Linked DNA regions of Mus musculus: all the other regions are linked to region 3. A link is a loop called in an ENCODE intact Hi-C map of the cell type or tissue named here. Cell type or tissue: left cerebral cortex. All regions are shown on one strand.

What was found. Hi-C counts contacts between places; a loop is a spot of excess contacts. Peaks named below come from ENCODE experiments on the same cell type or tissue, not always from the same donor. Only the 100,000 strongest peaks of a DNase experiment are listed, where the experiment ranks them.
Region 1: it touches region 3 in a loop (7-fold over the local background); 21 of 42 quality-filtered maps call a loop at or near these places.
Region 2: a loop joins it to region 3, with 3 times the contacts of the local background. A loop is called at or near these places in 3 of 42 quality-filtered maps.

What each region holds. Positions count from the first base shown.
Region 1 is chr6:65,648,457-65,656,456 of GRCm38, reverse strand. No RefSeq gene overlaps it. Among named protein-coding and RNA genes, the nearest start is that of Gm36144, 19 kb to the left of the region's middle. In left cerebral cortex, a CTCF peak has its summit at 4,892 (motif pointing left); a DNase peak (open chromatin) is centred at 4,869.
Region 2 is chr6:65,667,923-65,675,922 of GRCm38, reverse strand. Ndnf (neuron-derived neurotrophic factor) reads right to left here and starts at 4,312. Exons shown (of 4, transcript NM_172399.3): 1 at 3,822-4,312. Gm36144 (a long non-coding RNA gene) reads left to right here and starts at 4,676. Exons shown (of 2, transcript XR_869148.1): 1 at 4,676-5,064. In left cerebral cortex, no CTCF peak of the experiment used is centred here; DNase peaks (open chromatin) are centred at 2,967, 4,211 and 4,902; H3K4me3 peaks cover 2,253 bases; H3K27ac peaks cover 294 bases.
Region 3 is chr6:66,530,186-66,538,185 of GRCm38, reverse strand. Mad2l1 (MAD2 mitotic arrest deficient-like 1) reads right to left here and starts at 2,965. Exons shown (of 6, transcript NM_001355624.1): 1 at 2,587-2,965; 2 at 2,082-2,228; 3 at 497-617. The coding sequence starts at 2,659. In left cerebral cortex, CTCF peaks have their summits at 2,718, 3,595 (motif pointing right) and 4,710 (motif pointing right); DNase peaks (open chromatin) are centred at 2,101, 2,907, 3,654 and 4,728; H3K4me3 peaks cover 1,782 bases; H3K27ac peaks cover 986 bases.

The DNA.
Region 1 (8,000 bases), 880 kb after region 3:
ACATATGTAGCCCTATGGGAGGGCAAACAAGAACATTATCACTTCTCTTGTCCTAAGAGAGCCCATCTGAAGGGCTCAGGACTCACAGGAGAGACTTGCCTACCATTTGGTATATTTCTGCAATCCTAGAAGTTTGTGCAGCATTAGTGTGTGTGTGTGTGTGTGTGTGTGTGTGTGTGTGTGTGTGTGTGTGTGTGTTATCTCCTAAAAGTAAAATAAACCATATGTTCTATTCATATTTAGGTTGCCTTTTACAGTTTCTGAAAGCCTTTCATACCCATAATTCCTTCTGGGACTAATAAGAAGCCTATGAAGCAAACACTGCAGGCACAGGGTTTTATATATATATTGTGGATGGAGACATTGAGGTTCAGAAATGTCATATAACCAGTATGTTAGGTTAAAAAAGAGGTAAAGCCTACTTCCGTGAAAGTGTGTTTTGCTTGCCTTATTGAGAGTATATTTTTGCTATATCAGCCAATTTTGTGCCCAAGGGTAGCACTAGACTGGTTGGGTAGAAAAATCCAGAATGTTTGTGACCAGATATTCTCTTCTCAAACTCTATATTTTCAGAATTTCCTCCTTAATTATCCGGGACCCTTGAAAGCACATTGAACAAAATGATATTAACAAAGAAGATTTAAATTTCCTGAAAAAAAAGTTGTTCATTGACTTTTTATTTTATATTGCAGTTCCATATAACACTTCATTACCTTTGTTTGTCTGCTTACAACCCCACCAAATATATATATTTTTAAAAATTCCCATGGTGTCACAGAAATGGTAACATGAGGGGCTGGCAAAGGATGTCTCACAGTCTGTGGGAAGGGAGTGGTCAGGAACAGCAACAGGGTGTAAGGGACAGCACACACGGGAGTATGAGTGACAAGTAACTCTACACATGCTAGATAGGGAATCTACTGCTGAGGTGGGAAATATTTTAAAGTACTACCTTACCTCACTTGGGTCTCTCTTGGTCTAGTGGAAGTGGAAGAGGATGACCCTCTGCCTAGCTCTGGCCCAGGTTAGGATAGACATTTTCAGTAAGTAAGCACAACTGCAGTTTATTGATTTTTTATTATGTGGTTATTTATTTAGGATAGTTAAAACATGTTCCATTTGATGTATATCTCTAAGCTGAACCACAATGACAACTTCAACTTGTGAACAATGAGGGTAGTTCAGAAGGGAGTAAAGTGACTTTTCCAGGAGTTCCGTATAACCAATGAGAAATAACGTTCTTAGTGTAAGCGTTATAGGTTAATGCACATGCGCTAATGCACAGATCTTCTCTGGGACAATGCATCTACTCTATCACTTCTAGAAATCACTGTTGGTTACATGAGGATGACCTAAATGTCAAGATATGACAACCAGTATAAATATACCGTCTGTGTACTCGCAAAAACAAAATGTGATAAAATTAGTCTACACATGTGACTTATTACTGACTTGCTTATACAATATCATAATTGGTTTACAACAACACAGTATAAAACCATCTAAACAACCATGGAATTCCTTTTCTCCAAAAAGCTAATAAATTTGATTACTTAAAATATTTATTACATATGATATACATGTGCCTATGTATATATATTAATATTATATCCCCACAGACTTTTTAAACATATGCTATTTTTTGCTGGGTACAGAACAGTTTGATAATTGCTGAACATGAAATAGTCTCTGCAAAGTAATTTATTAGCACACAGGGGAGGAAATGGGTAAAACCAGTTAAATACTGTCCATAAAGTGTGGGATGCTTCTGGAAGGATACAGGATAGATTTTGGACAAAGATGCAATACTAGTAGCTGTGGAAGATGTGCAGGCTCAGAAGTGTGGTGAATGGGAACTTAGTCATGCTTGGCATTAAGGAGTGAGATTGAAGGTGGTTGTGAGAATATATGTAAAGACCCAAGGGTGCCAAAGTCCATTGTAAGTTGAGGAAAGTCAAGCTAAAGGCACAGGAATATTGAGCTGAAAATGGCTGAAGGTAATGGGTAGTGGTCATAGTATGCTCACTCTTAAGAACCATCTGAAGGTATTTGGACTTGGTCCTTCAAATCATGAGAGTAATTCATCTGTTCAAAAAAGGAATAATTAGATTAGTATTTATCAAGCTCTTGTTTCCTTCAGTGTGGAAAATGGATTATCAGAAAACAAAACATTTGCAAATGTTACTCCATTTTTTTTTCTGTTGTTGTGATTGACACCATGACCAAAAGCAACTTGGGAAGAAAAGGAGTCATGTGGTTACATATCCATCATGTCACAGTCCACCATCAAAGAAGTCAGGGTAGGACTACAGGAAGGAACCTGGAGACAGGAACTGATGCAGAAGCATGAAAAGTGCTGTTAATTGGCCTTCTCCTCATGGATTGCTCATTATGCTTCTTTATATAGCCCAACACCACCTCCAGTTGGCTGGCCGTCATGCTATGTTTAATTTTAAAAATTCCCAGAGATAGCTCAGAGTCCAATCTGATGGAAGTCATTCTTCAACTGAGTTTCCCTCTTCCTAGGTGACTCTAGTTTGTGTCAAGTTGAAAATGAACCAACTGAGTAGAACCAATAAGTGACCTGAAAGATAACTCAAAGCAGTCAAAAGATAAAGACTAGACCATTTGTTCCTGATTAGAAATTGACTTGACCCTTATCAAGAAGGTGAGATCTAGCCAATTAAGGTGATGTGTCACTGAAAGGCCAGCATTTAGTAGGATGAAGATTTCAGGCCAGTATTGGCTACATGGTACATACCAAGAATTTGGTATTCTGTGATTCAAGACCTTATCTCAGATATTCAGATCTATGATAAATAGATGGATGCATGAATGAATAGAAAGATGATAGATGATACATGGTGTGATGTGATGTGATGTGATATGATATGATATAATATGCTATGATATATGGGTGGATAGATGGATGGATGGACAGACAGATACGATGTGATGTGGGGTGATGTGATAAATGGACGGATGGGAAGATAAAGAGAGAGAGAGAGAGAAAGAAAGAAAAAAGATAGATAGATAGATAGATAGATAGATAGATAGATAGATAGATATGATAAATAGACAAGACAAAGAAACAAAAGGAGAAAGACTAACAAGCAGACAGAAAGAGAAAAAGAGAGAGAGAGATTAAAAAGGGAAACCAAAAAGAGGAAAGATTAGGGAAGATTTATCTTAAATATGTGAAAAAGCTGGAAGATATTTTGTAGTAGAAGAAAAATATCAGTGAAAAGAAAATATCAAAAAAAAAAGTATTTTGGGTATGATGAGTAGGTATTTCAGTGCAGCATTATATATGTAGTACATCTCAGAATATAAGTTGGAGCTGTATAGAAGAAAGCCATGAGTCTCAGACCTAGGGGCTTGGATTTGTTTTAAAATACAATAAAAAGTCCGAGATTTTCTTCCCCATATTTGAAAGTTAGAATTTTGAGAATTTAGAAAGATATGGTAGCATACTAAAAATAAAGACATAGAAATGTTGAGTGTTTTTCTAAAGCTATAAATAATTGTATAGAAATGGTCAATAAATGGTGAAGTAGCTGGATGGGTGAGAAAGTGAGTGTTGTACTCTGTCTGCTGTGGCAGAGGGCTACATGCTTCATGTTCTTGGTGCTGGGGACTCTCACCCAGGGCCTGCTGTCTGCATTTACAGCAACGTGTTCTTGGGAGACCAACATCCAACCTAGAACATGAATTTATAGGCTTTCAAAACCACAGAGTGGAAAAAAAAAAAACAGATTGGATAGAGAAATTTACTGAGTGTCCACTACTTTGGTTTTTGTATATAAAACAAATCAAAATCTGATGTTCAAAATTCCATTTCGAAAAGTGATTTAAAGGGAAACTAGAGAATTTCTGTTAGTTTTTAAGATTCTTAAATTATTGGGTAAATTATTTTGACTGTAAATGTAAAGGAGACTATATCTCAAAACTTTAAAAATTAATATTTTCTTCAAATATAAGAGCTTTTAAAAATGTTAAAAATTCAATGGGATCAGAGGCCCTTGGTCCTATGAAGGCTCGAAGTCCCAATGTAGGGGAATGCCAGGACAGGGAAGTGGGAATGGGTGTGTTGGTGAGCAGGAGGAGGGGAGATAGGATAGGGGGTTTTGGAGGGGAAACTAGGAAAGGGGATAACATTTGAGATATAAATAAAGAAAATATCTAATAAAATGTTAAAAATTGTAAGTATTTCAATTTAATTTACTGCAAAGCATGTTAAATTTTAGTAAGGAGAGATTTTCATATTTAGGACAGAAACTTCAAATAAGAACAAAATGTGCTCTCCAACTTTGCTATGTGCTATTTGCATTAAGTAAAGTAAGTGGTTTAAGTAAACTTGTGTGTGCTGGGTAAGAGTGTGTGAATTAATGCACAGGGGTAGTTTGTGCAAATTTGACAGACATGTGGGACAGACACTAGAACTTGCTCTTTGTGGGCATGTTTCCAGTTTTGAGGGCTTCCTCAACTTTTTGGTTGGTACTTTGTATTTTTATATATTTACATGTCTGTGAGGTTTTAATTACTGGTTTATTAAGGAAGTCTTCCAAAATTCTAGTTTTAAGGCAAATTTTTAAGCAAAATATTTTTACTTGTTATTATTAAGCCTAAGAAAGAGAATAGTGCCCAGGAGGACTGAGCATTGGACCATCTTAGTTGAAGTCTTCACGGCGGTGCAGTTCTGAATATCAGCTGTCAGATGGCATGCATTCAAAGTGCTAATGTTGCTTATATTAAAAAAAAAAAAATACCAGGGAAAGAGAAGGAAATCACCCTTTAGATTTTATGCCCTAACAACAGGGAAAGTTGGAAATAGGTTTTCTAGTCTCATTCGTTTGAGACAATAGTTCCACCTAGTGGACATTTGACTTAGAAACAAACCTTTGAATCCAAATGTTAGTTTTCTCTTTGATGGGATCAATATTAAAGGAAAATAATAATAGATATATTATTAACAAGGTAGAAGTCAAAGTTATTAACAGAAAAACAAAAAATTCAGATATTTAGGAATAAGCTGATACTTAGTATAGGTCTGTCTAATTTGTGACTAAAACGAGCCAAAGCCACACAAAAGGCCCAGTGGGACTGTGGCCAGAAACAAACCAACTTGTTTAAAATGTGTCTTGTTTAAAAACTTCATGACAAGATTACTTTTTCATGACTCACTTGGACAGTGTTTATTATTACTGTGTGGACACTAAAGTGTGCTTTAGCAGAGTGGTCAAGTAAGCCTCTTTATCCTGAAACTTAACCTGGTCCAAAGTGAACTATGGAGAAGAAGAAGAAGAAGGAGGAGGAGGAGGAGGAGGAGGAGAAGGAGGAGGAGGAGGAGGAGAAGGAGGAGGAGGAGGATGGGGGGAGGGGGGGAGGAAGAGGAGGAGGAGAAGGAGGAGGAGGAGGAGAAGAAAAAAAAAAGCACTTCACCTCAGATGATCACTGTTCAAACGTTTAAATAAAACACCAACCATGCCAATGATTCCAAACTACTAGCCCAGTTAAAGATTTATATTGGTTCTGTTGAATGTTGTCTGTCTCTAACCATTCTAAAAGTAGACTAAAACCCCGTAGTGTAACTAGAATGCTGGGAGATAGAACCCTGCAGTGACAGGTCTTTTCCCCTGTTTTATTCCACTGTCGGTGTACTTAAAACCTAAACTCTTTATGAATGGTTCTATGAAGCAGACACAGAATTAATTCTATTCTGAAAGATCAAATGGTTAGATTATTATTTACTTCTATTTTGTTTCAAAACCAAAATGACTATACCAGACAAATATTAAAATCTACAGCCTGAGTTCTCATGGCAAGATCTGAAAGACAAATGATGTTTCTTGACTACATTGCTGGACAAAGACAACTCAAGCCATAGCCTACAACCTGACCAGAAGGGACACCCCAGTTTAAGGGGAAAGTTACTGCATCTGTTTTTATATCTTGAGACCAATTCTAGCCTGGGTTTAGGCTTATGAGCTACTGTTTCTCTTAAGGATTCCTATATTTTCAGGCTAACAACAACAACAAATGCAAGCTTACATTCCTAAAAAGTGATATGGTCCTTGAATGTCTTTTCTGTAAGCTTCAAGAGTTAAGGCTGGGGGCTGGAGAGATGGCTCAGCGGTTAAGAGCACTGACTGCTCTTCTGAACAGTCCTGAGTTCAAATCCCAGCAACCACATGGTGGCTCACAACCATCCGTAATGAGATTTGATGCCTTCTTCTGGAGTGTTTGAAGACAGTGTACTTACATATAATAAATAAATAAATCTAAAAAAAAAAAAGAGTTAAGCCTGGTCCTGTCACCGAGATGGACAAGATGTAGCTAGATGAATGTCTTTGTCACTAGTCAGTACCTTTCCACATATGAGCTGCAAGGAAACTGCCATGAATACTCCTGAATCCTGAAAACAGCTCATTGAGTGATTCTGGTAGAAGAGGACTTTGAAAACGAAATGCTACAGATTAGTAAATTGGAAGGTGACGTGGGATCCATGTAAGCAAATAAAATAAAATCCCCAGGAACCAGTAGAATGAGGCAAAGAACAAAATCCAGATGTGACAATGGAGTGAAGAAAACAAGTTGGTTCATAGGAAAAGCTAGTGGTTTAAGTAAGTGGTTTGAGAAATACTACTTACTACTAATGCTGATGGATAGAAATTGCTCTTTTACAGACCAAAGAGGGTACTGGGGATCAAATGCCAGGGCCTCACACAGACTAGTGAAGTATTTTACCATGAAGCTTATCCTGCCCCTAATACCAGCTCCCCCTCCCCCCCATTGTCTCATTTATTGGAAATTTTTACTGAACTATTCTGAAGAACAGAAGTTGTTTTGAGACAAGGTCTCACTGTGTACCTTTGGCGAACCTGGAACTCACAGGCCTCCTGCCTCAGCTCCCAAATGCTGGAATTAATTGTAGGTATGAGCCAGCATGTCCAATGTACTGGATAGTATTATATCAAGTTGACACAAGCTAGCAACATCTCAAAGGAGGAAACCTCAATTAAGAAAAGTCCTTTATTAGATCCAGCTGCTGAACATTTTCTTAATTAGTGATTGATGGAGCTTGGCCCATTGTGTGTGGTACCATCCCTGGGCTAGTGGTACTGGGCTCTGTATGAAAGCAGGCTGAGCCAGCCATGAGGAAAAGGTCAGTAAGTAAGCAGCACTCCGTCATGACCTCTGCATCAGCTCCTGCTTCGAGGCTCTTGCCCTGTTTGAGTTCCTGCTCCGACTTCCTTCAGTGATAAACAGTGATGTGTAAGCAAAAGCCAGATACATCCTTTCCTTTCTCACTTGGTTTGTGTCATGGAATTGCATCACAACAATAGTAACTCTAACTAGGACACCCAGCTGGGACTTGATTTAATCTTAATTTTTTATTATTATAGGCCAGGTCTTCTGTTGTGGCAAACAAGTAGAGATCAGACAAGAATTTGGGTGTAGAGTTGGTTTCTTTTTCCTTCTTTCTTAGTAAGAAACTCTGCTGAGCCTTCTTGCCTCCCCATATTTATTGGTTTTTGCTTGCTTGCTTGCTTGCTTGCTTGCTTGCTTGATGGCTTGCTTGATGGCTTGATGGCTTGCTTGATGGCCTGCTTGCTGTCTGTCTGTCTTGCTTGTTTTACTGTTATGAATAGGATTCTTCTCCTAAGCTTTCTTTTGAATGGCTCATGGTTCATACACAGAAATACCCTGGTTTTCATACTCCCAATTTTGTACTTGGCCACTTTATTTCATTTATTTTTTATTTTTATACTGTTTTGTTGTTGATGATGAGGGTTTAGGGTTTTTTTTTTTTTACATAAACAAGGATATTTCTTTTCTCCTTCCAATTCAAGAGACTTATTTCTTTTTCTGGTCCATTACTTCTGGTATGCCATGAACAGAAGCAAGCCTTGTGGGAACCTTGCTTCCTAGAGCCCTCACTTTGTAGAACCCTCACTTTTTAGAAGCCTCACTTTGGACCGGGCATGGCTTCAGCCACC
Region 2 (8,000 bases), 860 kb after region 3:
ATTGGATTCCATGGACAAGGAATCACAGACAGTTGTGAGCCACTAGATGGGTTCTGGAATCTGAAACCTGGTCCTCTGCCAGATCAACAAGTGTTCTTAGTCACTGAGACGTCTCACTAGCCTTCATATAGAATGCTTATTAAGGGAATATTTAAATACTGGGAGAGTTGTGCTTTAAAATTAGTTCTGAAGCCACTGCTTTGTGTTGTTACTTTTTAAACAACTCATCTGTGCTGTGTCTACTAACCAGGGAATGAGCCAACAGAGGATGGACAAATTATATGTTTTAGAATAATCACTCCAAAATAACTGAGAGAACATAGTGGCTTAGTGACTTAGTGTTGGTTGTGCTTGCAATTGAAGCAGTACAGGAACTGTGCATGTATGTTCTTCCTGGTGCTTAGCAGGGGCTGTTCTGTAACTGTGTGCTTCTGGGGCTCACAGTTCCTTCAATAAGACATGACAAGAAAACAGTGAGAAAATGAACACTTATGAGAAAGCATCAACCATCTCATCACAGGGAAACTGATGATGAGACACAACAATAATAGAATCTGTGCAATTATGTGGGATTCACATGGCATTCACATTTTCTGTTAATTACTCAAAATCTGTTCTTATGTTAACCTGAAAAGCTTCCGTTCTCACCATAGTGAGACTGATACAGCCAGCTTTAAAACAGATAGATCATTCTGACCTCTGGTTAGAGGCACAATAGAACTGCTAAGAAACCAACACTGAGACCTTTCTTACATTGCACATAATTTGTTAGAGCTTTAAATTACATGGTTTTCCCCACCACAAGCAGAGTCCACTTCAATAAGTCCATATAAGAAAGCCTAAAGTCAGAAAGGCCAAATTCGTGATGTCACTGGAAAGTCCCTAAATTACATGAAGATGGCCTGTTTCATCTGCTTGGGATGTTACGTTCCCTTGCACCACATGATAAAATTATGATGTGAGTTTTTTTTTCTCTAAGATTCATAGTTTAGCACATGGATGCTAAGACCTAGTACAAATAAAATAAAAGCCAGGCATCCCTTGTTCATACAAGGATGGTTTGCAATTACACATTTTGTTACATCTTCAGAGATAAAAGCTGTGTGCTCAAGTGATTAAAGGATACTTTTATTTCTACTTAAATAAATGCATAATAAAGCACATATAATTCATAACGATTTAGGCCCATTACAGAGGTCTAGCTTCTTTTTTATATGGTTACTAATTAAAAGAATATTTCTGCCTGATTCTTTGACATAAAACTTTAATGAATAAAAGATTCTGATATAAAAATGAAAATAGGAATACAAAGTTGCAAGCTGTTGGGTTTCAAGTGTATGGTGAAGATTAAGGACAGTCAGGAAAGAGCTATGTAGAGAAGAAATGAACAATGGCTCTAAGTGACGAAGAGGAGTTTTAAAGTTTCTCTCTCTCTCTCTCTCTCTCTCTCTCTCTCTCTCTCTCTCTCTCTCTCTCTTGTGTGTGTGTGTGTGTGTGTGTGTGTGTGTGTGTGTCTGCCCGCCACTTGTGCATGAGTATGCAGGCACTGAAGTGCAGGTGCCAACCACAGCTGGATTTGCAGGGGTGGGGGGGTGGGTTATGAGTTGATCTCTGTAGCTGCTGGACTAGAACTGATGTCCTTTGCAAGAGCATTAAAAGCTCTTAACCTTTGAGACATCACTCCAACCCTTGGAAGAAGAGCTTTTGATGGAAATTTGAAACAGTACTAATCTCTAACTTGGTGGTGGTGGGGGGGGGGCACATTCCCAGTTGCTCCACCATCTCCCAAATTGGAATGTAATTTCACAAGAGTAGCTTTTAGCAAATGAGTGATAAGATATTTTAATATAATCCTGAATATAGGTTTAGATTGAAAATGGGAATTGGGACCATAATTAATTATGTTGCCAAGTTTTTTAAACTCTGAAAAGTCAAAGCGATGAAAATGACATTTCATAGGGTTGCAGCCCTCTACAACATCCCAAGTTAAAACTGGTAAAACGACAGTATCTTTTTTGACAGTTTGATTAATCCCATATGCGGAATGAGTGTGTGGAATGAATACAGTTGTGGTGTTGGCCCTTTCAGAAACCACTGTAATAAGAGACTGACATAAAACCAAGTGAGTGTAAACACTGACTTCAGCTGGGGTGATGGCCTTATTAGCACTCTTAATACTTAATAATGAATAATAATAAATACCGAAGGTTCCTAGCACACTCTGCTTAGAATGCGCATTGCCTCTTGCATCCATCAATCACTCTTTCAGGATAATAAAACAATTCAAACGCAGCATCCAATCCTCAGTAACTGCTCCCTCGGGAGGGAGGGATGTTTTATCTGTTTTATCTTCACTTCTTTGAGCTCGCAGAGGATTTTACTTGCTTAAAATGGTTCAGGAAATGGAGTGGGGGGTCCTATTTATTACCATTGATTAACACCCCCCTCCAAGTGTCTCAAAGGCACTTAGAAACCCTGCAGGAGGAGATGGGGAGGTGTGGAGACCCCCTTCTCAAAAACAAAACAAGAAAACAAAAAAACGAAAAAGCGGGCCACAAAGCAAGTAGGGAGAGGGGTAGAGAGAAAATGAGAAGGTTATGTGTTGGAGACCCCTCAGCTCAAGGCAAATAAACAAATAAAGCATTCCTTGGGATTTAGCGGGACTAAAAGAAGTAAACAAACTGCCACCCCAAGTTACTTAAAAGAACTCTGTTTATATATATCAGAGACTTTTAAAGGTTTATTCTCCCATTCCAGGTCTTGGTTTCAGGGAGCTAACGGTCCCCAGAGCAAATAATGGACAGCGCCCTGCAGGGACAAGGAGGAGGGTGGTGACCTGTGGGATTGGAGTGAGCCAGCTCCGAGCCACCCTTCTGCAGCTGGAGCGACCGACTTCAAGAATTCTCACACCTCGGCCTGGGACGGGGAAGAGAGTTTGAGAATGAAGCTCGAGCGACAAAATGAAAGAGCACACCAAATCACAGTTGCGAAGCGCCCGCCAGGGAAGAGCGGAGCGGGTCTGTAAGCTAGCGCTTTAACTCCGCAGGCTCCCTGCCCGCGCGACAAGGAGAAAGGTGGCTCGGACTAGAGAGCTCCGGCCGGCACACACACACTGGAGAGGTCACCACACAGGGTGGCCGCTGTGGTGGAAGGAGGGTGTCCGGACCTCCGTAGCTACTCTGCTAAGCTTCGGAAAGTATGAGCGGGACCTAGACCACCCAGCTTAGGGAAGTTTCTCTAAGGATGCTGGTCTGCGTGGCAGAGGACAAATGAGGAGAAAGCGCGGGGTCGCTGGGCTAGTCCCAGAAGATTCCTTCCACCGCCGAGCAGCCACCGTCTGCATGGAGCCCACCTCCGTGCTCCACTCCGCGAGTCCTGTAAGCTTCGCAGACCCACGCTAGTGCCCCCGAACACCTCCCGCCCCAACACCCAGTCCCGCAGAACTAGCACATATGGAGGACTTTGAACCCGGGGAGAGAAGCAAGAGCCCACCGCCAACCGGCCAAAGTCAGTGTCTAGTCAGGGCTAGGATAAAGCGGGCGGTTCCGGGGTTCCACTCCAGCCCGATGCAGCGTGTCCACCTCCCCAGCACTGCCGCTGTCTGCCCACCAAATACATCAGAGACCCAGCCACAGACCGACCAACTCAGTGAGAGCTGCCCACGTCCGTGTTCTAGAGAGTCTCTGGTCGCTCCTTTCCCTGTGTGAGGATGCACCTCAACCCCGACCATAAACCAGCCCTTAGATGCAAATGCAGTCGGGCCAGGTCCGCACCGGCGCAAGAAGGCGCCCGGGGAGGTGAGATTCGATCTTGCTCCTTACCTTAAAGAATTTGTTTTTTCTAGTGGGAAGAAGAAAGTTTGGTTGGTTTTTTTTTTCTTCTTCCCGGGGGGTGTGTGGTGCGGAAAAAGCCCAGGTCCGGGGATCCTACCAAGATGTCAAATACCAGGATCCACGAACCGAGGGGACGTGCACGCTAGGGCAAATGTAATGCCCAAGTGTCCCAACTTTGTGGCGGGCGCTGCAAACTTCCAACACAAGCAGAAGGCCGGCGACACGCAGCCGCAGAAGTTGCTGCGAAGTGGCGCAGACGGCGGCGCCGGCCCGGGGGTCTCAGGACAGCGCTGGTCAGTGCGGGCGCTGGGTGGCGGGAGGATACTGAACGCGCCCGTGGAGCTGGCACTGCCGGACGACTGGCTCGCTAAACGCCGGCGCGGGCTGCAGAGACAGAGCCCCGTGCACCAGCCACAGAGGCGGCGGCTCATACGCGGCTCGCTAAGCTCTGCTCTCTCGCCGCTCCGGGCAAGGAGTGTGCGCTGGCTCCTGGTGTCACTGCAGAGCTTGAGCCTCTGCCCCTCCCAGCCCGCCCGCCGCTGCCCGCTGCCCCGCCTTCCTCTGCCCGCCGCTCCCCCTTCGTGCCTCGCGCCCTCTCTCCCGCTGCGCGCCAGCGTGCAACACACACACACACACACACACACACACACACGCACGCACACACACATACACACACACACACACACACACACACACACACACGTTCCTTTGCTGCCTCTCTCGCGCATACATTCCGGTCCAACGACCAAGTACTCCTCACACAAGACCCTCGTGGGGTTGCAGTCTGGTGGGGGTTGGGGGGGTGGGGGGTGGTGTCACAGGACACATTGCTTTCTTTAGGTCCCTGCCACCGGGGATGGGGAGAGGGGTGGGAGGGCGCCTTTGAGACCCCCAACAATGATGCACGACTAGACGCGCACGGGGGACCATCTCAGTGTCCAGAAGCCGGGGAGCACAATGGAGAGGAACTCTGAGCTTGGTTAGTGATCTGGAGTGTTCAGTTGGAAGACTGGAGGTTGGAGGAAGCGAGCGAGCGAGCAAGCAAGCGTAGAAGGCGACTCTCGCAGACCGCCTGCCCCAGCCTTCACTCTGGAGCGTTTGCCTCTGCAAATTCAGCCTCTGGGGCTTGAAACTCAGCAGCTGTTTTAACAATTGAAAAAAAAATGACCCTACAGGACCAGTGAGGCCCAGCAAAACTTGGAAATCCATTAAGGCTGACTAGGTAATTATGGTAAGAACTTGCTTAATTAGCAACCTGGCCTGAGCCTGGGTGTGTGTATGGGTATGGAGTAATATTTAGAAATCTCATTTTCGTGACTGAGAATCTAGACTAGCAAGTCTCTTTTCCCTTCCTTCCTTCCTTCCTTCCTTCCTTCCTTCCTTCCTTCCTTCCTTCCTTTCTTTCTTTCTTTCTTTCTTTCTTTCTTTCTTCAGACTCTGGCTTTTAGGGAATCAAGTTCTAAGAATATACTACACAGGATTCATTAATAGTGTCTGTATTGAAAACATGAAAACACTTATCTACTTCCATTGTCACCAAAGCAAAGATAAGATGAAATTCAACCTTATCGAACCCTCATTTATAACTATAAGCTTTCTGTTAAATGCCTTTGAAAAGCAAGCATCTTGCAGACAGCAGTTCAGCCCACTTTCCAAAGTTCTGCTGCTAGGGGGTCCACTACTACTCTAGGTGGGTTTGTTAAATGCTTCCATGCTGTGACATAGTTTAGTAAACGCCATAAAAGGCTTAGAAGGTGCTGGGATACAGATTTCAGTGCAGAACTCTGGAGTATGGTGGAGTCCAGGCAAATAAGGATGGAGGAGGGGAAGGAGGAGAGCACTCTGCAGAGAAGTAAATGAAGAGGCTGAAACTTGTCAGAGTACGTGGGTGCCCTGGGAACAGGGAGAAGTTAGGTGTGGCTGCATTGCAGGTGCAGTGAGCAAGGCCTCCCACCCCAGGCTCCAGGCTCAGGGAGGCAGAACTTCTGAAAGTTACTGTTGTTTGGAAAATGATTAAAGTTGTTAAGAGGAAGCAGATCATAAGGTTGGTGTCATTGGGTACACATTTAGAAAGGTCACTCTGATACCTCTTAGGAAGACAAATAAGAGTGACTTAATAGTGAGGAAACTTCTGCAAGGTAGAAACAAAAGTAGGTCTCAACCAATGAAGCTGAGTGGCTGGGGCCATTTCAGATACATTTAGAATTTGCTGACAGGGGGTTAGTAAGCCTTATAGGAAGGTGGAAGAAAAGGGTTAATTCTAAGTTTTCTGGGTGGCACAAGACAGGCCATGGTGCCACTAGCAAGGAGAAACAATACAAAGAAATAGAGAAAGGTATAGAGATGATAGAAATATACAGGTAGAAATAGATAAATGCATATATATTTGTGTGTATACATGGTCATGTTTTCTGCTTTACGTTTGTGGAGCAAGGGTGTTGATAATGTCTGAATTCAACATTGTGTTGGCAGCTGGAGAGGGAGGAAGGCTTTTGAGAGAGGTCAGGCTGGAATCTGGGGTTATCAGCATTCAGGTGTTTTACAAGTCTGAGAGGAAGAAGGAAGTAAAAAGACAGAGGAATGATCACGCCAGGACACTAGTGTTACAGAAATAGCGAGAAGAATCCTGCCAGTGATGAACAGAGTTCTCCTTTCCTAAACTCACCATCATTTACGGTCATTTGCTTTTCTTTCCTTTTTTTTTTTTTTAATTACTATTATTTTTTTACACTCCAGATTTTATTCCTCCCCTATCCACCCTCTGACTGCTCCATATCCTGTACCTTCTCCTCACCCCAGTCTCCACGAGGATGTCCCCACTTCCCACCCCACCCCCACCCCACCTGACCTCTAAACTCCCTGAGGTCTCCAGTCTCTTGAGGGTTAGGTACATCATCTCTGGTTGAACAGAGACCCAACAATCCTCTGCTGTGCATGTGTTGGGGGCCTCATATCAGCTGGTGTATGCTGCCTGGTTGGTAGTCCGGTGTTAAAGAGATCTTGGGGGTCCAGGTTAGTTGAAACTGCTGGCCCTTCTATAGGGTTGCCCTCCTCCTCAGCTTCTTCTAGCTTTCCCCTAATTCAACCATAAAGGCCAGCAGTTTCTGTCCATTGGTTGGGTGCAAATATCTGCATCTGACTCAGCTGCTTATTGGGTCTTCTGGAATGTGGTCATGATAGGTCCCTTTTTGTGACCACTCCATAGCCTCAGTAATAGTGTCAGGCCTTGGGACCTCCACTTGAGCTGGATCCCACTTTGGGTCTGTCTCTGGACCTTCTTTTCCTCAGACTCCTCTCCCATTTCCATCCCTGTAATTCTTTCAGACAGGAACAATTAGGGATCAGAGTTGAGACTGTGGGATGGCTACCCCATCCATCACTTGATGTCCTGTCTTCCTGCTGGAGGTGGGCTCTATAAGTTCCCTCTCCCTATTGTCAGGCATTTCATCAAAGGTCCCTCCCTTTCTTGAATACTATAGATCTTATTTAGACTGACAGTAATATTTAGTTCTAGTCTTGAAAACTTTTCATTATAGAGCAAAACATTTTCTGAACATTAATGTTTTTAGAATATAAAAATAGAACAATTTATAACATATGTCTCATGGAATAGTATTACATATTAAATCACTTGCTTATTTCTGCCCACATTTACTGTAAAATTACAAAATTCATATTCAGTGAATTGGAAAATTCAGAGATGACATTAAGTTCATTTGGGAGGACTCCTAATTCAAGCCTGTATCTTAGGCACAGTGCCCCAGAGGTGTCCTAGGTTCCTATCAGGGGAGACTATTTTCAGGTCAGTTGTGAGATACTGATTTGCCATTTGTCATGAGTGATGTTGGTACTAACCACACCAAGACCCTGGTGGGGACATCTATGAGCACACAACTGAAAGAAGCAATGCCCTGAAACGTTTTTCATGGTTATTTCAGTTTCATTGTCAAAATGTCAGTTACTGTTAAGGATGCCTTTGATAAAACAACAAAAATTATTCATTTATTGAAATTTCATCTCTATTTCTTTTTAATATTCCATGGGGCAAACTAGACAGTGCATATAAGCCCTTCCATCGCACACTAACGTACACACATCATCTACCCTGAAATGACGTGTTTGAATAATTGAGTTGTGAACTGCCCTAGCTGCTTTTTGCATGAAATA
Region 3 (8,000 bases):
TCATCTCCTGTACGTTTAAGCCAGTGATTACATGGCCCACATATATTATATTGTGAGAGGTTCAGGTATAACCACAAACACGAAGGCCTAATCTCATGGGGTTTTCCCAAAGGCAGTATGCTGAAAGTATCTTATCTACACAATCCCTGACAGGCTATGAGGAACTCAGAAATCCCTCACAGCTGGGCGAGGCGGAGCACGCCTTTAATTCTAGCACTCGGGAGGCAGAGGCAGGCAGATTTCTGAGTTCAAGGCCAGCCTGGTCTACAAAGTGAGTTCCAGGACAGTCAGGGCTATACAGAGAAACCCTGTCTCGAAATACCAAAAAAAAAAAAAAAAAAAAAAAAAAGAAATCCCTCACAAGCTAACAAAAGAACAAAAGTATCTTTAAAAACATACCATAGACAGTAACTGTAAGAAATCAGTTCAATACAATGTGAACTCATGCAACAACATAAAAACAAATTAAGGTAGGAATAACTCAGCTCATACTTACCCTTCCTCTTTTGCAGTTTTGTCACACTCAATATCAAACTGCCATCTTTCAAGGACTTCACCACTTTCAATATTTGAGATGACCACCACCAGTTTCTGAACTGAGCACTTGTACAGCCACTCTGCAACACACAAGGCAGCGCTCAGACTCTAGCCTATGACAGAGACTCTCTTCCAAAGACCCACTCTCGGCCTTACAGAACTCTCACAATTGAACTTCCTTTCTTGCATAAGGAAGACAATTCTCCACTAATAATTTAGCTGAGTTTTAAATTCTCCATATTACTAATAGGCAGAAGGCAGAGCATCAGAACCGTGAACCTGTACTTTCTCTGCAATTCCCAGTGAGAGCATATGACATATACTCATCTAACCACCGCCAGTCACATCTGTGGTGGCTGGTCACAACAGAGACACTATAAGAGCATAAAAAATCGGACTACTCTGGTAGGTGAGGGAAAGATTAGTTTTTACACTAACTGTACAAAGGAGAGGCAAATACAGGTTTTAAATGGGAAGGGCATGCATGCACGCCTGCACACACACACACACACACACACACACACACATGTATATACATGCATACATGGGCAGACTAATTGAAAAGTAAATTCTTTTCAATAAAGTAAATAAATTACATAATTATGAAAAGTCAAGATGCTATGTCATATAAAATCTTACAAGTTAAATTAATGAAACTGTACTTTTAAGAATCAGGAAAGCCACAACTGTGTTTTGGACAGAGTGACCAATTAGCCTTGTGTTTCTAAACTATCATCCTTGCAAGTAAGTGAGCTGCAGGGGGTAAAAGGATCCACAGATACCAGAATTCAAAGCAGATCTTATGCTTAAAAGCCCTGCCGTTTTTGCCTGTGAATTCATATCCAACCTGCACAAGTGTTGATGAATACTCTACTATGGATACAAATAGCAAGGCATGTTTAGAAGTCTGGCCTTAAACTGGACACAGTGGCAAATGCCTTTAGTCCCAGAACTTGGGAGTAGAGCCAGGCTGATCTTTGTGAGTTCAACGATAGCCGGGTCTACATAGCATGTTCAAGGACAGCCAGAGCTACATAAAGAGACCTGTCTCAAAAGCAAAGCAAAACAAAACGGCCTTAAAGACAGATGCCAAGCTAACCATGTTCAGGTGGCCACCAAAAGGCCATTTTAATACTGAAGTTAACAAAAAAAGCAATAAACACTGTTAATGAATTTACAATTAAAACAAACTACAACACCCTTTCACGTACAATAAAACTCAAAGAGAAAAAAAGGCAGTTGCAATGCTTTTAGAATTGGTATTTTGTATGATTTCATTGGGAGCTACAAAGCAAAACACAGAATGGCGAAATCCTTTTAATCGGGTAAAATTTCCAATTTGCTGCAACTGGTTAACCTACAAAACCCACTCTTAAAGCAGCTTAAAGATTCCTAACATCAAGACATTCAGCCTACTTAAAAAGAGGTGGGGATTCCCTCCATTGCTTGCTTCCTCCCAGTTGAGAATGACATTTGAGAAGGCATGTTGCTTTAAGTTACTTGGGACACAAACCTGTAAGATCACACACTGAAAACGTGATTACCTTTTAGCTGTTCCACCACATTATTGAGATACTTTATGAGCTCGGGGTCAGTAGTTGTAAGCAAGGTGAGTCCATATTTCTGCACTCTAGTAAAGGTTTCCGACGGATAAATGCCACGCTGATACAAAATGCTGTTGATGCCAAATGCTGAAAACGAAAGAAATAAAGCCGTAACCGTGTAATAACGTTTAAGTCTCCCAGAAAGCAGAGTAGGCACAAAAAGACACGGAAAACCTTTAACCCAGCAATGTCCAACTTCGCAGGTTTGCTAAGTGTAAATACAGAGCATGTGGTCAGAGGATGTCAACACAGACCCCAGCTTTCAGAGAGCGAGTAAGATGATGACCCAGGTCAGCCCCGTTAGGTTCCAGGAGGCCCAGGCCTGCGCTGGGTGGTGCAGCGTTCCCCGCCCCCGGGAGGATCCGTGGTTCCGTCCTAGCGCGCGTCCTAAGGCCCGGCTCAGCCTCAGCTCTCTCTGGCGGCGGGGGCTGCGCTCAGCACTCACAGAAAAACTCGGCCACGATTTCTGCGCTCCCACGCAGGGTGATGCCTTGCTCTCGGGCGAGCTGCTGTGCCATCACTAGATCGAACGGAGAACACTACCAACCTCACCGCAGACGGCGCCCTAATGGCTTCTAAGCTATTCCCCGCCACCCGGTTCAAAAATAACTACGCAGCCCGCCGGTTGCTCGGTGCGCAGGCGTAATGAGCCCTAAGCCCCACCTACGTCGCCAGTTTCCGGCTGGCTTTGTAACTCCGAATCCCTCCCTAAGGCCGCCTCAGGCTTCCGTTTTGTTCCCTAAGCCCCTCCCACATTAGAGAGCCGGGTCTCTTCAACATTCCGCTCCACATCGGCTCTTCCGCCCTATGCCCAGTTGCACCACGGGTTAAAGCCCCGCCCAAAGCGACTTGTATCCGGCCCTGGCTCCGCCCTCGCTGGCTGACCGAATGAGCAAGCGCAGAGTGGTTGGGGCGTCTTGTTCCAGGTCCTGGTGACCTACAAGGTCCGTACTGTGCAGGACCTCGGATGAGGTGACCTAGAAGCGGCCCAGAGATGGTCCTGAGATTACCTGCCTGTCAAACCCGTGGTCTGAGCATCCCTGAAGCATGGTCTCAGCTTCGAGGATAGTTTCAAGTCTGGGAGAACCTGGTTTTTGGTTTTGTTAAATATGATGAAGGGAACTAGGTGGGACAGAAGCTTAATGATGCTTGTCACCAAGTAGAGAAGCGAACCCCTGCAAATTGTGTACACACACACACACTAATAATCATTTAGTAATGTCTTTATTTTTCTATACTACATAGATTTTATAAGTCCACAAAGGATTTAAATGATAGAGACACTTGATTTCCTTTTTTTTTTTTTTTTTTTTTTTTTTTTTGCAATTAGCTTGCTTTTAAGTTTTTAGTCATATGTACTTTCTTTTTGATCGTTTAAGGCCTATACCAGAGCATGTACGATTACATATGGGATTCATGCTACAGTTTTAATATTGTACAGTAGTATTGTGTCCAGGAGATGGCACATCTTCCAACTATGCTAAATGGTTCTAACTCTGGTACTCAGACTGCATTTTGAAACCAGTTGACTATTAGAGATACTATCATATGCAGGTTTAAGAAGATGGCTCAGTGGGTAAGAGTGACTGCTGTTCCGAAGGTCCTGAGTTCAAATTCCAGCAATCACATGGTGGCTCACAACCATCTGTAATGAGATCTGACGCCCTCTTCTGGTGTGTCTGAAGACAGCTACAGTGTACTTATATATAATAATAATAATAATAATAATAATAATAATAATAATAAATAAATCTTTGAAGAAGAAGAAGAAAGAACAAGGAGAAGAAAGAAGAAGGTTTAGAGCCTGAACTAAACAGATGCCAGGGAAGTTGTATAAACAATACATCAGAGAAAGAAACTGTGACATATGAGGAGGAAAGAAATGGTGGTATAGATAAAAGTGAGGTACTAGCTCTTTCTTACCAAACGGTGGTTGGACTTAATCTAATTTATTTCAGAAACATTAAAAGATCTGGAATCTTTGATGGTTGATTTCTTTCCTATTTCCTTTTGACTGCGTGGTTTAACATTACCTCTCTCCCCATTTATTAAAAGCAATACTATAAAATACTTGAAAAATTCTCAGTTTCTCATATTTACTTTGACTCACAATTTTGTAGACTCTTGCTGTGTATTATTTAGGGTAAGAATGTTTGAACAGGGAGGAATAGAAATTGACCCCCCCCCTTGGTATTAAAATAAGTATTTTTTTTTTCTAAATCTAGAAGCACATAAAGTTTGAGGCTGAAGAAATCCATTAATGACTTAATCAAATTATAGTATAGTAGATCTAGAGTGGTTGCACAGTTAATTCAAGATCCAGTTTTTAGTTAGTGGCAGATTTATTAGAGAATGTATACTCCCTAGTTTAGTCTCCTTTTATAGCATATTTGTTTGAAAAATGCAAATGAGATTCCTTATTGTTGTGGTTATGATTTGAGAAAAAGTTTACTTGATTTGGGCTAAAAACATTTACTTATTAACTAATAACACACACAACTTGTCAAGAAATTTTGCAGTAATAAACCATAAAGAATTTTGTGTGGATACACATTTAATCCCAGATACCAGAAGAGGGCAGTGTTTAACCACACAATGCAACCTTTGAAAAACAATGCAAATGAAGGCTTCAGTGCACCAAGGGAGAAAAAACAGAGATTAATAGTTTCTAGGCATTTGTGTGTTGATAGTGAACCGCAGAATGACATGTTGAATTGTAATATACTGCGGATTTATATTCTCTTTAGAATTTAAAATATGTGCATCATACGTATTGGAAATATATATAAATAAGGGTCTTGAAACTAAGCGGTTTATTTTAAATATCATAGAAAAATTTTAATCTGCTAATTTTTTCTTAAAAATAGTATTTTTACACACTAGAAATGTTATTATATGGGCTTAAGTATTTTTTTAATTTTTTTGTCACAAAACTTAGTGTTACTTGGTTTCTTTTTTTGTATTATTCTTGCAGTAGGCTTTTATGTATGCCATGCTGGCATCAAGTTTTTTACGTAGCCAATTATAGCCAGTATTTCTTAGCTTTCTGCTTCCACCAACGGAATGCTAAAATAACAAGTATATATCATCCTGCCATATTTATTCAGTGCTGGGAATTAAGACCAGGACTTCTTCAAAAAGTACTCTACCAACTGAGCTACCTTTTAACCCCATAGTTTTGTCTTACATTGAGTAATTTTCATTTTATGTGAAGAATTAGAATTAAGTCAATCATTTCTTAGGGCTTACTTAGTATGCGTAATGGGTACACATATATTACATGTCTTTAATGATTAAATTGTCAAGTGTAAATCTCTTAAAGTCCTATTCTCATTCCTCATACTTCCTTCCTAAGAATTCCTTGCTGTTGGCTCAGGTGCTGAACAAGAAAACATACATTTTAGCCGGGCATGGTGGCGCACGCCTTTAACCCCAGCACTTGAGAGGCAGAGGCAGGTAGATTTCTGGGTTCGAGGCCAGCCTGGTCTACAAAGTGAGTTCCAGGACAGCCAGGGCTATACAGAGGAACCTTGTCTCGAAAAACAACAACAACAAAAAACAAACAAAAAAAGAAAACATACAGTTTAATGATGACATTTAATTAATTTGCAGTGGCTTTTAAGGTTTTATTTTTATTATTATTTATGTGCACGTGTGGGCTTGTGCATGTGAGTGAAATGTCTGTGTAGGCCAGAGAGGGCGTCATATCCTTTGGAGTTGGAGTTACAGGCCATGGTGAGCCAAAGGCCTTGGGTGCTGGGAACCGGACTCAGGTTGTCTGGAAGAGCAGCTAGCGCTGGTCATCACTAAGCCATCCCTCCAGACCAGAAATGGCTTTGAAAAGTCAGCATTCCATTCTGGTACAGTTTATAATTTTAGTGATCTAATTGTATACATGGTTATTTTTTTAGTAAAACTAAAGTACTAAATATTATTGAAAACTAATATAAATTTTTACAATAAAAATAGGTAGCATATTATTAGAAAACATTACCATGTTTTGTTATTTGTTATTCATATGGCATTTAGTGCAATTTTATCATGTTGGTGATGATTACATTGCATTTTTTATATTTATTTGTTTTGTGGGGTGAGGGGCTGTGTGCATGTGTGGTGGTCAGATGACAATTTGTAGGACTCAGTTCTCTCCTTCTACCATGTGGGTTCTGGGTTTGGAACTCAGGCTGTCAGACTGGACATTCATTGAGCCATCTTGCCAACCTTACCTAGTATTTTATGCGTATTTAATCGTTGGTGAGGGAAAAGTGAACACACATACATACATTTAGAATATATTATATAGAATACAGGTGCATATATTTAAAAATGCAAATGAAACTTATTGTGATGGATTAAATAGGAATGACCCCACAGGCTCACATATTTGAGTGACCAGTCTTGAGGGCGTGGTACTAGCTGAGAGGGCTTACTTGCTAGGTAACTAAGTAGTCTGAATAAAAGCAATCCCCATAAGCTCCTGTATTTCAATGCTTAAACGTCAGGGAGTGCCACTGCTTAGGAGGGTTGGGAGGTGTGGCCTTGTTAGAGGAAGTGTGTTTCAGGGGATGAAACTTCAGAAGCTTAATCCAGGCCCAGTTGGTTCTCTCTGTCTGCCTCTGTCTCTGTCTCTCTCTCAGACTCTAGTACAGATACATCACACAGTATCTAGCATTTGCATGTTAATAACTATACTGTGACTTGTGTGTACCCTTCATTGAGTTCTTAAATATTGGTTTAATTAATTTTGGAGAATGATATAAAGTCTGATACTTATTTTCTTAGTTGGTATTGTGGTTTAGGTACAAAGTGTCTTGAAGGTTCATGTGTTCAAAGCTTGCTCCCCGGCCGGTGGCTCTATCAAATGGTGGGTGTGTCACAAGGAGTCTGATTTTACTAACACATTAATTGGTTATTATGTTCACAGTTGATGGGATATTAGCAAGTAGTGCAAGCTTTAGGAGGTGGGGCACAGTTGCAGTCATAGGTTGCTGTGGGTGCCTTCGAAGGATAATGCACTTGTTTTCCCCTCTCCTGCCTATTGTTCTGTCTGTCCATCATGGTACCAGCTGTTCCGCATGACCTCGTGCTCCTCATGCTCAGCCTTGCCTAGGCTCAAAGTACTGACCTGAAACCTTTAACCCGTGAGCCAACGCAAATACTCCTTCCTTTAAGCGGGCATTTTCTCAGATATTTGTTAGAACAGTGAATGTCTGACTAGCATATGTTAATTTAATTATGTGTTTTGTCATTGAAGGATTTTTTTTAAAAGGTAGAAATTGGAAAGTACTTGTTTGATTTCCTTATTGTTATGTTAGTAATTATGCAAAATTCTTTTGAAAATGTCTTATTAAATTTTCATTTTTTATGTCAATTGTATGGATTTACAAAGTAATTAAAAGGTGAGATACTATTTTTTATTGGACATTTTCTTTATTTACATTTCAAATGTTAACCCCTTTCCAGGTCTCCCCTCTAGATACCCTCTATCCCATCCTCCCTCTCCCTGCCTCTATGAGGGTGCTCCCCCACCCACTCTCGCCTTCCCGCCCTGGCATTCCCCTACACTGGGGCATCAAACCCCGACAGGACCAAGGGCCGCTCCTCTCACTGATGTCCAACAAGGCTGTCCCCTGCCACATATGCAGCTGGGGTGCGTGGTTGGTGGTCCAGTCCCTGGGAGTTCCAGGGGGTCTGGCCAGTTGACACTGTTGCTCCTCCACGGGGAAGGGGGGTGGGGGAGGCTGCAAAGCCCCTCAGCTCCTTCAGTGGTGAGATACATTTAATAAGCACTTACTACCTTTTCTCTGAGTTTAGAACTCATTTGCTTTTTAGTTTGTTTGGTTTTTTTGTTTTGAAATT